2 separate regions of the Homo sapiens genome follow, and region 2 is linked to region 1. Evidence: chromatin loops called from intact Hi-C (ENCODE). Cell type or tissue: heart left ventricle. All regions are shown on one strand.

What was found. A loop is a pair of places that touch in the nucleus more often than their neighbours do. Peaks named below come from ENCODE experiments on the same cell type or tissue, not always from the same donor. Only the 100,000 strongest peaks of a DNase experiment are listed, where the experiment ranks them.
Region 2: it touches region 1 in a loop (2.5-fold over the local background); 3 of 110 quality-filtered maps call a loop at or near these places.

The regions. Positions count from the first base shown.
Region 1 is chr6:47,790,984-47,798,983 of GRCh38, forward strand. OPN5 (opsin 5) reads left to right here. Exons shown (of 7, transcript NM_181744.4): 3 at 819-989; 4 at 4,246-4,580. Among named protein-coding and RNA genes, the nearest start is that of OPN5, 13 kb to the left of the region's middle. In heart left ventricle, no CTCF peak of the experiment used is centred here; no DNase peak of the experiment used is centred here; H3K27ac peaks cover 259 bases; H3K27me3 peaks cover 343 bases.
Region 2 is chr6:47,930,439-47,938,438 of GRCh38, forward strand. All of the region lies in intron 4 of PTCHD4 (patched domain containing 4), which reads right to left. Among named protein-coding and RNA genes, the nearest start is that of OPN5, 150 kb to the left of the region's middle. In heart left ventricle, no CTCF peak of the experiment used is centred here; no DNase peak of the experiment used is centred here.

The DNA.
Region 1 (8,000 bases):
CCTTATACAGGTTCTAAAAGGCCCCACTTGGAGGAGGATGAGGTGGAAGGAAATCACTGTTTTGCATATTATTTTTGTCTTTTTCCTCCTTTTCTTCATTTTCTCTTTCTCCATCTCTTCTTTCCTCTATTCATTGAGACAATTTTCTGGAAGTTTTATTATTAAGAAAAGTTGCATTGGTCCCAGGAATGTAAGTATGTTTCAAAAACAAATCTATTAATAACCAGCATTAACTGATTCCATGAGAAAAAATGTTATGATCACCTCAGTAGATGCCAAAAAAGCATTTAATAAAACTTAACATCTATTTCTGGTAAAAAAAAAAAAAATCTTAACAGACTAGTGTGAGAAAGAACTTCTCTAGAATAGAAAAGTTGTGCTTGAAGAGTGTATTTTCTCTCAGAGATTTTATTCATTTCCCCTTTCTCTAAGCCTTCGAATGAAAGACTGCAACAACATGTTAAAAGTGACCAGATCGTTGTCACTGGCTACTAGTATCATGTCTGTAATTCCTGAAGCCAGGTCTCTTTGAGACAGTTTTTTCAAAAGTAATAATTACTTTAAAGTTTTCCTTCTATATCCTTTCACTGTCTTTGGCTATTGGGATGACTGAAAGTCCTCTCTGGGTAGCTTCAAACTGAGTTTATTCATAGATAACTGCTGGGCTTTTATTAATCTAGGAAATCTGTGTAATCAAGGGTGTGTGTGTGCGTTCACATGTGTCCCCGTGCTTTAGGGGAGGAGGTTCAGGTGAGTTGAGGTAGGTGGGGAAATAGTAACCAGAGGAACGTCTGTTGACAAGTCACTTGGTGCTCTAGTTGTAGGCAAGCCGTTCACCATCATCTCTTGCTTTTGTCACCGCTGGGTGTTTGGCTGGATCGGCTGCCGCTGGTATGGATGGGCTGGATTTTTCTTTGGCTGTGGAAGCCTTATCACCATGACTGCTGTCAGCCTGGATCGATATTTGAAAATCTGCTATTTATCTTATGGTAAGTTGGCAGGTTTCTCATTCCCTGACAGTTAAAGCTAGGTGGATTGAGTGTTAGAACTGTACATATTTTATGCAGGTAATAAACAAAGATTATGAATAACCTCAGAGATCAAGAATATTTCTATTTATAGCCTATCATCTTGTTCTGACATGTTTAAGGATTTTAACCTATGTCAAAGTAGATTTCTTTTAATACATATTTTATAGTAATGTCTGGTGTTTGGTTATAATGCTTTAAAAAAGTACCATTTTCTTGTATAGTGTGTAAGCTTCCATCATGTTTCCCACGCAAACAAAAGAAATAAAGTGCATCGAAAGGGTGTTAAGTCCAAGATGTTTAGCTCATTCCCCACCTAGGAAGTGTAATTATAAGAAAAGCTGTTTAAGATTCTCCCTTAGGACTCACGCTCCCTGTGATTTCAGAGATAAGGAATTCCAAAAAGTTCACCTCCAAGTTAGAGTCATGTAGCTGTTTCTGCATGAAAGGACACACATGTAGAAATATCACTCAACATATTTTTTTTTGTGGTGTTGGTTGGTAGAAAGATGAGTGATTACAAGAATTGGTGAATCAGCAGAAAATAAGTTTCCAGGGACTAAATATATGTTTTTTAATGATTAGACCATTCTACAGGTTAAAAATAATTTCTACTACATTTGTTTGTTGGAGCTCTCGGAATTTATCAAACCTGAAAGAATTGCATTTGGGTCTTTAAGTTTAATATTGAGAACCAGGCACAACCAAGGAACAGTACTGACTTCCTCTGGATAAAGTTGCTTTGATTGTCAATCTGTCAATTAGAGTGGTTGTGATGGACGACAGACTGTGGTGTCAGAGCAGGGCCTGGAGACTGAGGTGGGAAAAATCAAGTTGACCTGACACTGTCAATGTGGTAGAATTTCCCTTTGTATTGTTATAGTTTACATCCCCAAACTCCAAAGAATCCATGCTTGGGTGGGTGGGAGGCGGGGGCTTGTGAGCCATTCTCTTCATCATCCAGCACTACGTTTTTTTTTTTTTTTTTAAAGTTTACATCTCCTTTTTTAAACATTTAAAACTTCCAATAGAAATAGCTTGAATCAAAATTTCCAGTAAGATATAAAATATACAACTATACATATTCTGTGTGACGTCAACATCTAATTCTTTCTATAGACTTATTTTTGTTCATACCAAAGAGATTTTAAATTTAACTATAGATTTTATAGATAAGAAGGCAAAAAAGTTAAACTTCCTGAGAGTGTTTGAGGAATACTAAACCCTGATACCTCTGTTTTTAAATATTTTCTTGAGTTTAGGCTTTGTCAGTTAAAGAGATGATGCCGCCCACTGCCAGGATCATTGCAGGTCATAACTCCATATGTGGGAACTGTGTATATTTTCCAGCTTCTTCTAAGGTTGAACCTCAGTAGTGTGGTTTCATCATTTAATCTGATGCACTATTAAACCCTCCACACAGCGTCCCAGAATGTTGGAATTAGAAGGTCGCTTGGGGATGTGTAGACTTTTCTCCCATGTAACGTGGTAAACTGTTTTAAGGCATCCCTGAGAGATGACCACTTGGCCTCTTCTTGAATAATTCCAGTGACCAGTGACGGGGAGCTTACTACTGCACAAGGCAGCCCATTCTCTGATTGGTCTGCTCTCATTGTTACAATGTTATTCCTTATATTAAGACAAAACTGCCTCCCAGTAACCTCCACCCATTGGTCCTAGTTCTGACTTCTGGAGCAACACAGAACCAATCTACTAATCTACTCCCTCCTGTACTTGACAGCCTTTCACCATACTGGAATGTAAGTATAAAACACCTCACAAGTAACCCTAACCATAAATGCTTATACGTATGCCTATGCACATTCCCATGAATATATGTGATTACCTGTGCCAATGTTTTATCAGTTTTAGTGGAGAAACAAGAGCTGACTTATATTGTGGCTACATGATTGCCACCCCTATCTGGTTGGGCATGAAATTTGCATTTCATGACACAAAATGCCATGTATTTGAAAAAAATGGAGACAATAGAGTATAGAAACAATCTGTTATATTTCTTATTAGCGCTAAATGAGATACACTTACACAGGAGTAAAATAATTCATGTTAATATAGCACTTTCTAGTTTGCAAAGCAGGCCCCTTACATTATTTTATTTAACCCATATGCAATATAGTCTTGCATGCACAAGGTCAGTCAAAGACTAGACATAGAAGAATTAGGCCTGACCGACTTTCCAAACCTCACATTGCACTAAGCAGAGGCAGGCCCTGAGTCTATATTGAAGTAATCATTTAGCTTTTGTTGAATATATTTTGATATTTCTTCTCTGCTAACACAAAACCAAGGCAGTAAAGAGTCACTTTCCTGGCCCTCTTCGTTCGAGGTGATGAGTGAGGTGTGAAGGTAATTTCCTGTGGAGGCTGCTGCACTAAATCAGGCCGACCTGTCTTTGGTGGTTGTGTTGAATTCTGAAAATGATCACTAGTGCTTTACAGCTTTTCTTAGATGACTGCACTATTTCCTCCGCTTGGAATTCTCTTTTGGTTAACAGAAACTAGTGCTGAAAAACGGAGCTCATTTTTTGTCTTCCTGAAAATATCTTCACAGAATTACTTTGCAGAACATGATGCAACCTACCTAGATTCTCTGCCTCTCCCGCTGTGGCTGTGTGAGCGCGATTGTTGTGTGAATGACGTTTGAAGATTCCAAACCTGCTCCACAAATTACTAAACACAGTCAAGGACTTTAATCTCAAACCATAGTGTCATGATCACGAGCCACCAAGCCCCTTCCACAAGTTCTTAGGAAGCCAGATAAGACTAGCAACACAAAAGCTGTTAGCAGGAAGGGCGTTTTAAAGACACAAGCCATGTTTTGTGCTTCCTCACCTCCCAGAAGGATTTTCCCTGGATGATCCACTAACACACCCTTTCCGAGATGTTTTCTCAAGGGCCTCCATTGTCTTCAGCATCCTCTCATCTCTTTCCTGTCCCTTTTCCCAGCTGTTGTCACTTCTCCCTCCCAAAGCTCCCAGATGCCTAGAGAAAACCTTCCAATTGTGTTCTCCTGGAGAAAGGCCCAAGCTCTGGAACTTTTTTCCGTTTACTCCACTCTCCCTCAGGCTTCAGTTATCTGCCCAGGTCTCCCAGAAATCAATGGAATAAATCTTTGGAGGTGGAATTTGACATATCGAGGGGAGGTATCTGGGTGTAGGGCAGATTACATCCGGGTAATGCTTTTCTTCCGCCTCCAGGGGTTTGGCTGAAAAGAAAGCACGCCTACATCTGCCTGGCAGCCATCTGGGCCTATGCTTCCTTCTGGACCACCATGCCCTTGGTAGGTCTGGGGGACTACGTACCTGAGCCCTTCGGAACCTCGTGCACCCTGGACTGGTGGCTGGCCCAGGCCTCGGTAGGGGGCCAGGTTTTCATCCTGAACATCCTCTTCTTCTGCCTCTTGCTCCCAACGGCTGTGATCGTGTTCTCCTACGTAAAGATCATTGCCAAGGTTAAGTCCTCTTCCAAAGAAGTAGCTCATTTCGACAGTCGGATCCATAGCAGCCATGTGCTGGAAATGAAACTGACAAAGGTAAGTGCACTAATATTTTACACATGTGTTTTCTGACTACTTACAACTTCATAGGGTACAAAGGATAGGGAACGTTGGAGACTGAGAGAACTTAGAATCTCTATTCTTTACGTAATTCTGAACTTCGTTGATGATTGTCTAAGCCTTTCTTTGTGGTATCTCTCTCCTCTTTCTGTCTCTGTACCCCCACTTCTCTCTTCTCTCTCTCTCTCTCTCACACACACACACACACACACACACACACACACATTTTCAATATCTACAAAATTTGTATAACCCATCAATTTGGGGCTTATCTGCTCTGCTGAATAGGGTACTATTGATTCATATTCATTATTTCAGTAATAAGAATAACTTTTATGAATCATACAATGCCTCACAGTATTTTCTGCGTTGCATGGACTTTGGGACATCATTAGGGACATTCTACCACTTGAATTATTTATAGAGTAAGAGTTTACCATGTGTGCTTTCCCATGGGAAGCTTGTGTTATGAACACGAGCAGTTTCTGCAGGCTTGAGTACCTTGGTAAACGGTAGTTTCAGAGGTGACAGTTCTTTAGGTATTGTGGAGTAAGGAAAAGAACAAGACTAGAGTTTAATCCCATCACCAGTACCTGCCAAGTTTGTGACCTAGAACTAGATATTTAGCTTTCTTGAATCCCTATTTCCTCACTTGCATAACAGGAATAGTGATATCTGTCTTATTGGGTTACGGTGGGAATTCAAAGAGATAAAGTATATTATTCTGTCATCTGGTGCATAGAAGGTGTTAGAGCAACCATGGTTTCTCCTTTTTCCTTATGCCTGTTAGGAATTACTGGTAAAGTCTAAAGCAGTGGTCTTCACATGTTCATGATTTTTTGCCCTTGTACTGAAAAAATATTTTCCAACACATGCCATCAATATAAATGACATACAGGTAATACCATCAAGCTTTGTATTAAATATTAGCACCCCCTAATTTAACCCCCCAAATTTTCTCTTCTATTTTAAAGATAAAAATAAAGGTAGATTGAAGTTATAATTATTTCTTCCTGTATCCCAATCAATCACGTTGATTGGTATCCTACCCTCGAGTATTCTCATGTTCACTTTGGAGACCACTAGTCTCAGGGACCCAGAGAAACACAGTTTCCCCCAGATAAGAGATGGCTTTTTAGTAAGTCAGAGACTTGGTTCTGGTAATATGCCTCTCTCCAAATTGCAGAATTTTTGGAGTTATACAAAGATCTCTTGGTTGCATATTGTATTAGTCTGCTATCACACTGCTAATGAAGATGTACCCAAGATGGGATAATTTATAAAGGAAAGAGATTTAATTGACTCACAATTCCACATGGCTGAGGAGGCCTAGCAATCATGGCAGAAGGCAAATGAAGAGCAAAGTCATGTCTTATATGGTGGCAGGCAAGAGAGCATGTGCAGGGGAACTCCCTTTTATAGAACCATCAGATCTTGTGAGACTTATTCACTATCATGAGAACAGCATGAGAAAGTCCTGCCCCCATGATTCGATTACCTCTCACTGGGTCCCTGCCATGACACATGAGCATTATGGGAGCTACAATTCAAGATGAGATCTGGGTGGGGGGACAGCCAAACCATATCACATACTGTGAGCTAGATTCCTGATGGCTCCAGTTGACTGTTATGCTCAAACTCTACATGCCAAGTAGAGGAAGCTTTGAGGGATATTTTCATCACTCTAAATCTATACTGATAGCTTAATAATAGAACAGTTCTTGGACAAAAATGCAGACTCAGGAAGCATGAACTTCTTCTGTCTTATAATTGGCTATAAAGTAGGAAAATATTTTCATAAAATGAAGCATTATGAGTTAGGTTCTTCATTTCTAGCTCTCCCTTTAGCTCTTACCTGCATCTTTCAAAAAAGAAATTTAAATAAATCAATCCTAGTTAAAGTTGAATTATATTTAATCAAAATCCTACTTTGTACCAGGTACTATTTTAGAAACTGGGCAAATGTACCAATGATGAAAAATTTGCTTTTCAGTAGTTTATGGAAGTGTGCCCAAGAAATGATGTGCAGACATTCATCACACTGGTATGTGACGTCGAAGTTTACTTTGCATACAGTTGCTGAAATGTCTCAAAATGTGCTTTCTTCTTGCCATCCCCCTCACCTCTCTGTTTTCCATCCCCTATTATGTCATTGGCCTTGACACTTTGTTGGCCTTGCTCAATAAATCTGGGTCCTGATTGCCATGAGGCTCTTCTTCAGTTTCTCCCAGTTTGTTACCCATCATCTTCTCTCCTGTCAGTTGAACTGCTCAACTTGACCCCCTCACATTCTAGCATCTTGTCCTCTTGTGTATTCTTGAGGAGTGAGAAGCTTGTCTAGTCAATGCTTCTGGAACTCATTATACATATGAGGTACAGCTCAGCATATACCATTTAATTTGATTTGTTATTATTCTGCTTGACTTGGACTGGGTAGATCAAATAGGCTTGCCCTAGATCAGGTTAAATGAAATGTTAAACAAAGTGTAGGAATACATATGTGTAATTTTGTTATGTATATTCTTTTAATTTATATACTAAATGATATTATAGCACATAATATGTAATATTATATTAAGAACATGTCTATATTTTATTTGTTTATATAAACCTGTATTAAAATAACCTAAATACAAACATCTCTAATTATTAATATTTGTGCAGAAAATTTAAGCCAAAATTCAACCCATATTGAAAAATGAACCTAGTCAATGTTTAGACCAGTCAGTACTTCTAGAACTTATTATACATATGAGTCAATGCTTTTGAAGGTCATTATACATATGAGGTATAGCTCAGCACATATCCCATTTAATTTGATTTGTTGTATTATTCCGCTTGACTTGGACTGGGTAGATCAAATAGTTAGGCTCACTCTAGACCAGATTAACCAAAGAAATGTTAAATGAAGTGTAGGAATACATATATATATAATTTTGTTACATATATATGTATATTCTTTTAATTTATATACTTAATGATATCACATAATATGTAATATTATATTAATATGTCTATATTTCATTTATTTATATAAATCTATATTAAAATAACATAAACACAAGTGTTTCTAATTATTAATATTTGTGCAGAAAATGTAAGACAAAATTTAACTGATACTGAGAAACAAACATAACTACTGTGACATCTTCAGTACTAAATTGAAACTATTTTTAACTACTACTCAATTTTGACCTTGATTTTTCTACTGAGTAAAAATAAGTAGAAACTGCCTTATATTGGGCCCTTCCACAGCCTTAGAAACCTTTTTGCTCATTTAGCTACTGCTCAGGATTGTCAAATTGCTTGCTCTCTTGGTACTTCTGATTTTCAGAACAGCCTGGTCTAAAAGCTGATTACTTAAAGTTTACCTTACGGGATTCTGAGATCAAAATC
Region 2 (8,000 bases), 140 kb after region 1:
TTTCTTGTAGCAAAACCTTAGCTATGTGTGTCTACAAGATCACTATATTTCTATGTATTCCTAGGCACATATTCCCAGGGATCCAAGACACACATTAAAGAAAATAATTTTAGGAGATTTACTTTCCAGAAAACCTAAAAAAATAAAGTTCATAAGAACTATGTATGCTCAGAAGGTACACAGAGTTCTATGAAAATGCATATTCCAAGTGATAGTTCTGGACCAGTTTGGAATTTGAGTGAGTTAGCAGCTTCACATTACATAGGCAACGTCCAGGAAATATTGTCTCCTTTCATATTATAAATATTGGTATTATGAAGAAGTTATACATATGTACTCATGAAGTGTATTTTATTTATTATTATTATTTTTTGAGATGGAGTCTCGCTCTGTTGCCCAGGCTGGAGGGCAGTGGTGTGATCTCAGCTCACTGCAACCTCTGCCTTCTGGGTTCAAATGATTCTCCTGCCTCAGCCTCCCAAGTAGCTGGGATTACAGGCATCTGCCACCACACCTGGCTAATTTTTGTAGAGATGGGGTTTCACCATGTTGGCTAAGCTGGTCTTGAACTCCTGACCTCAGGTGATCCACCCGCCTCGGCCTCCCAAAGTGCTGGGATTACAGGCGTGAGCCACCGCACCCGGCCGAGCATTGTGTTTTATTTGACGCTGACTTTGTGTAAGACAGCATCCTTCCCAGAAGGTTCATTAATCCACCCAAAGCGTTCCTGAATGAGGGACCTGGCAGCATCCTGCTTAGCACTCCCCATTCACCACGAACAGGAGGGGGCTGCAGCCATGTCTAAAATGATCACCAGTCTTACTCTAGTCCTTGTTCCTGGTCATTAAGTGGCTTTATGGTCTTAACCACCACACATGCAAATATCATGAGAGTCCAATCAGAGTTATATATGTGTACTTGGCACTTTTTTTGGGACAAGTTTTCCCATTTTTGGAAAAAGAAGTAATTCTAGATGGATGAACACAGCATTGTGAACGCACATCAAAAGCCAAGGGTTTCAAATGGCAGCTGAAAAGCTAAGAATTAAATGCATGAATAAAGGAGCACATTTGTAGTGGTAATTTCAGATGGAGAAAAACAGGTAATTGTAAAATCGTTGCTGTTTGACTGAGGAGCAATGAAATAATTCCTTTACTTGCTGTAAAAATGCTATGTACTTTTAAAACATAATCTCCAAATGTGAATATGCTTAAAAATAAATATGAAGAAGCAAGTTTCCATTTTCATTTAGGCTGTATGCTCTTTGAATAAACATATAGATTCTTCCTTCGGCCTGAAGCTGACAAGTGTATTATTAGCATAATAATGGCACACAATAGCAGGGGTAATGATTATGCTCATCTCTTAGGGGCCACGAAGTTTTCCTAGACAGTGTGTCGTGTATCCTCCCAAAGTTCCTGTAGGGGAGATAAACAGCAACCAGAATTATAGTCATTTTAGTGGTGAGAAAATTGAGATTCAAAGGTGAAGTGACCCAAGGACTAAAGGGCTTCCTTCTCTGGGACACACTGGACATTATAGAAATCCATATAATGCTGCAAAACCTAAGAGTGGGCCTCAACTTGTATGCACCATGGGGACTGCTCCTACAACCTCTGACATTATTCTCTACACAGGAATTTCCTCTTTCTAGAAACACTCCTGCTTAGCTTGCATTCTCTGCTCTCCACTGAAGAATCCCCAGGGTGTGGCAGTTGAGAACATCAACTCTGTAGCCAGCTGATTTCCGCCTTCACTATCCAGGAGACTGCACATAAGTAATCTATCCTCACTTGGTCCTCATATCTAATAGTTGTGACCTCAGGGATTGCTGGGAGGATTTAGCACTGTGCTGTGTAAGGCATTTAAAAAGTGAGTTCAGAGGAGGCTGACTCAAGTTCAGACAAAGGAAAGAATGTTTGTCAAGAGCAAAGATGGGGGCTAGAGGTGGAAAAAAATTAGGTTTGGAGCTTCTACCAGTGGCTGGAATAAAGGGATAAACACAACAGATTATGAGAATGAGACCAATGGCATTCATACGATAAGGAGCATAAGGTTTTATTTCTTTCTGACATGTGAGAGAAATTTCCTAAAAGGTACATGGTGTGATTCAGTAACTATGTTCAGAGTAATATTTTTCAATGAGTCTAATGATGAGTTTTATCAGGCTACATCTCAGAATGGCCTGCAATACAGTAGGTGGCTCAATGCCAAAGTAAAGCTACCGAAAAACACAGTTTTGAAGGGCGCCCACATATTCTGGAGCAAGCGCAAGGCTAGTTCTGTGTGGTACAGTGTGAGGGTCAGGAGCACGGGCTGCAGACAGCAGGCCTGAGTTGGGAGCCCAACCTTGCCACTTCCTGGCTATGTGCCATTGGACAAATTACTTCATTTCCCTGACTCTATCTATAAAGTGAGGGTAATAAAATAATTCACCTCATAGTTTTATTATGAGGCTAAATTAGTTGGTATATGTGAAGACTTGGAGTAGTGCACTGGTACTAAGTTTTTTGTATTATTAATCAAAGGAAGAGAGTATAGAATATCTAGAAGAAAGATGACACATAATGTAGGCCACACATACAATAAACAATACTTCTTGCTGCTGCACTTGTGATCACAGTCAGGTAGTGAGAGTTCAAGGTTACACTTTCTGCAAGTTCCTAGCCTGCAGGAATTTGATATGGCTGATTAGAGGAGGAACCATATGCTCTGATAATCAACCCAGTGGAAGGCCAGGTTGACATCTGAAATGAAAATCCAGGAACCCAATTGAACAAATGGTGAATGGGAGGTTATTCCCCTACTGTGAGCTCCATAGGTGCTTTCAATAACTTCAGATGCATTTTCTAAGAGCAAGCATGAAAGCAAATAATAGTCATTACTGGATATTCTTCTAGATTCTCCTGTGAGAGAATTAAAAGTTTTTTCAAGAAAGAGTTCTGTGTCCACGAAGATGCAGGTAGCTCTTCAAGGGCCCACATTTTGTGCACTGGAGAGAGCTTGGCTGAAATCATTTTAGTCTAAATAAATTTCAAAGTGATTATAAATATTTATCCATCCTGACTATAAATCTCAATAAGGAACCAAAAACATTTTAAGTGCTGCAAATTCCTAATGAATCCTGCAAGATGAACTGGATTCAAATATACTTCTCAAAAACTGAGTTTTGGCCTAGTAGGTAGGGCAGTAAGACACAAGTCAATTAATTACTGAAAAATCATAGACTTAGTATAAGATTAGTTAATATAAGTTCTTTCTTTTGGAAATCATGAGTACTAGTTATTTATTGAGGCCAATCTTCATTTATGATAGAAAAATGCTTTATCTATAATTACAAAAATAAGGACAGCTTCTTTCTTCTCTGTTTTAAACAATAACTGAATTTACCTGATTATATTATTGTTAAACTGCTAGCCATTTATTTTGATTATTATGAATTACAAAACAAATTACTTCTTAATAAAGGTATCAAATTATTATTAATCAAATTATGTTTCATTTGATTATTATACTTAAACACTTCAGATGTTATCTCTATACTATCTTGGTAGAATAACAGGGTAATCTGTTCACAGTTTAAAATGTTACTATATATATAATGTACATGTATATCCATATCACCAAATTCCTCATGAAACTATTCCATTGATCTCTAATGAGACAGCCAGGTGGGAGGGGGTCCCAGGCGAAACTCCAACTAGCTTGCCCACTGATGGGGAGCCTCAGGAAGTTTGCGGCAGGGAGGAGCCGGGACCCTCCTCTTCCTGTGTGGAACCTGGATTCAAGCTGCAGGCGGGAAGTGCTCTCCAGGGACTCTGGCTCTGAGAGAGTTCCTGTTTCCCCTTTAGCTTCCTTTTCACCCAGTAAAACCCTGTCTTATTCACCACTCAAATTGTCTGCAAGCCTGAATTTTCGTGGCCATGGAACAAAGAACCCCATCTTTAGCTGAACTACGAAAAAGTCCTGCAGCACAATTATGTATGGAAATTTTCTAGATATTAAGCCAAGAAAAAAAAAATGAGTATAATGCTTGCTTTCCAGCACATCTTACCGATCTAAATCTGGTAATGTAATCTAGTAGCATAAAAATATATATGTGTGACTTAGTTGCAAAAGTATATAAGAAACAGTTAAATTTGACCAGTGTGACTTTTGGTTCACTTTTCAAAATTCTTTCTTATTAAACATTTTCCTTAGACTCCTAGAACTGTATTTATTTTAAAATAAAGCATTTGGGTCTGAAATGAAGTAGCAGCTCTTCAATAAATCACTCCCCAAAATACCTTCAATTTATGTATTTACTCACTTCCTCACCCACTTTGATTCTGTTATCTTCATCTCTTGGTGAGAAATATTTGTGAAAATACAGATATTATTTGTATATGACTACAAAACCCATGTCAATTTTGAGAAGAGAGATTTTAAATAAATGTTCAAACTTCTGGGACTTTGTAAACCAACTTATATATTGGATGTGCACAGTAGTATTAAATTAAGTTTTAAAATATTTTCTTCCACCCATGTCTAAAATTAAATAAGTCTATGTTCACATAACAAAATAGGGTTGAAAAATATCTTATGTTACTTGTTTTTATTTTTGGTATTGTTTTACAGTGAATATTATTTAATTTCCAGTAAGTTGGGTTTGTGTGATGGAGTCATAGATTTAGAAATTGGATACTTTTAAGGGCTCTTGTTATAAAATCAGAGCCATTTTTCTTTATTTTGTTCTCACATATTGCACACAACCTTATACACTATATCCGATTTTGTTCTTGGGTTAAATTAATTAATTAAACTATAAGATCAATTGGGAAGTCTATCATTCGTATGCTACCTCTTAATTTGTGGCTTTGAATTGTATTTAGAGGTGTGTTCTTATGGTAGTCTCAATTAGGGGAAAAATTAGTATGTTGGAGTCCTTTAAAATGAGAACATGTCATGGGGCACTTTGCATTGTTCAGATGTCTGCAAGAATTCAAGAGAAGTAACACCACCTGGCTCATCTTGCGCTTTCTGCCAGTTCTCCTTTACATCACCACTAAGGCTGACTTAATATTCTTTTCTTCAGATACCAAACAGCATCAAGGGAGGCCTCAAACCCCAAGAAAGCATTTTAGGAGGAATTCATCAGTACCAAATACACATACATATACTCATTTTCTTGTTATTGCTTTAAACACATTCATTTATATCTGGTATGCATTTAATTATGCTTTCAATTTCTGTTATATATTCATTTATTCAACAAATATATAGATTACTGATTAGGTGCCAGACATCATTTTAGATGCTGGTATACAGCAACAGAAAAGGAAGCATTCTTGCTCTCATTGATATATTCTGATGAGTGAGACAGGTAATGAATACGTTTATACAAAGCATATAATTTTAGGTGATAACAAGTAGTATGGAGAAAAATAAAACTAATGAGGCAGATAAGGAGGGTAGAGAGTACCAGTGGCAGTATGATTGATAGGGAGGACTTGGTATTTTATCACATAGGGTGATAAGGTGACATTTAAGCAGACGAGAGAATGTCAGAGATACAATGGGCATTGTAGGCCATTCAAAGTAGTTGAGTCTTATCCTGAGTGAGAGGGAGAGCTTGTGAATCTTTGGAAACACAGAAATGACCTGGTCTGATTTACATATAATTGTGCATCATTCAGGGTGAGGTGGAGAAAACACTATAGGAAACAAGAGGGGACAAAACAAGAGGCTATTGCAGTCGACTAGGTGAAAGAAGATGGTGGCTTGGACTAGGGCAGTGTTGGTGGACGTGATGAGAATTATAAGATTCTAGAGACATATCTTGAAGTTCTATCCAATATGATTTGATACATAGAGGATGATTCTTTGTCCTGGTTTACATTGGACACCCCCTGGATAATTAGGAAGAGTGCTTTCTTTCACTCTAAAAAGTGTTTCAGTTTAGATGGTAAATTTTATGGTCCCTTCTTTATTAAACACTTTGTACTTTCAAAAACATTTCCTCAAACATAATTTCGAAAAGCCCTGATACCATGACTCTCTCTTGATTGAGATAAAATCTGAAGCTGAGAAAGTTTTAGTGACTTGTCCAACATAGTAATGGCAAATCCAGAATTTCAAACCAGGTCTTTTGGCTTCCAGTTCAATGTTCTTTTTCCTATATCCCAGTGAAGTTCTATTTATAAGACACAAACACCCCATTTGTCCCTTTACTTAGTCCTTGTTCATTTTTTAAACATCTATTGTGATGTGCTAGGCATTGTTCTAAACAGTTGGGACACATCAATGAACCAAAGATCCCTGCCCTTTTACAGTTTACATTCTAATACACACAAAAAAGGATAAGAAATAATATAATAAATAAGTAAAATATATAGTATGTTAGCCTGTGATGAGTACAATAGAAAAAAGTAGAGTAGGATAAAGAGGATTGATCCAAAAACGCTCCAGTCTTAACCTAGAGGTGGTCAAGCTAGGTTAGAAAAGGTGAGTGAATTAAGCTGGAGAGCATTCTAGGCAGAGGGAACAGCTAATGTGAAGGCTGCAGGCAATAGCAAGTCTGCTGTGTTCCAAAAATAGCAAGAAAGCCCATGTGGCTGGGGCAGAGTAAGCAACAGAAGGAATCGTAAGAAAGGTCAGATTGACAGTGGAGTCAGATCATGTAACCCCTTGCAGGCCACTGTGAGGGCTTTGGTCTTCCATCTGGGTAAAATCAGAATCAACTATGAAGTTTTGAGTCATGGAAAAGCATGCCATGGCTGGTGTTTTAAGGGAATGACTGGCTGCTTTTCAATAATAAACTGTAACAGGGCAAGAGCGGAAGTAGAGAGACTAGTCAGGAAAGTACTGTAGTACCATCATGAAAAATGATGTTGGCCTGGACCAGTAAGGTAACAATGGAGATGGTAAGAAGGGGTGAGGGTGTGGCCACGTTTTGAAGATAAAATCAACATTATTTCCTTATGGACTTTGTGAAGGAAAGAGAGCTGGTAAGGATTATTCCATATTTTTGGTTATATAACTGATTGGAGTTTGCTGCTAACCTACACAGAAAGGACTGTGGGTAAAGGAAGTTTGTGAGGAAGGTTTACGAGTTTTGTTTTAGACATTCTAGGTTTGAGATGTCCATTAGGCATCAAATGGCTATTAGGTCTATGAGCATCAGGACACACTTGAGGTTCAGGACATAGGTTTGGGCTGGAGGTGTACCTTTGGAGTTGTCAGCATATATTTGGTATTTAATGCCAGGGGACTGGATGATACCACTGCAGAGATGAATGGATATGGAAAAGATGACCAAGAACTGAGTCTAAGGCACTTCAACTGAAAGAGGGTTGGAAGAAGAGAGGGGACCTGCAATGGAGACTTGGAAGAAGCAACTACATTGGAATAAAACCAAGAAGGAGACTTGATAGGCAAGTAAAGAAAATATTTTGGCTGGGCGGGTTGGCTCACACCTGTAATCCCAGCACTTTGGGAGGTTGAGGCAGGTGGATAACCTGAGGTCAGGAGTTCAAGAACAGCCTGACCTATGTGGTGAAACCCCATCTCTACTAAAAATACAAAAATTAGCAGGGCATGGTGGCACGCACCTGTAGTCCCAGCTACTCGGCAGGCTGAGGCAGGAGAACTGCGTGAACCCGGGAGGCAGAGGTTGCAGTGAGCTGAGATTGCACCACTGCACTCCAGCCTGGGCGACAGAGAGAGATTCCCTCTTAAAAAAAGAAAAAGAAATAAAATATTTCAGAGAGGAGGGACTGATCAACTGTAAGATGTTGCTAATAGGTCAAGAAAGATGAGGACTGAGGATTAATCATTGAATTTAGCAGTGTGGAGGTCAATGGGAACTGGACATGAATTGTCTAGTGGAATGATGGGGCTTGTGATTCTGTATGTCTAACAATTTTTCAGATGATTCCAATGTTGTTGGTCTATAGAACACCTCTAGGCATCAACAATCTAACAAAGAAGCAAAGGGATTAGATAGAAGCCAGGAAAGAAAA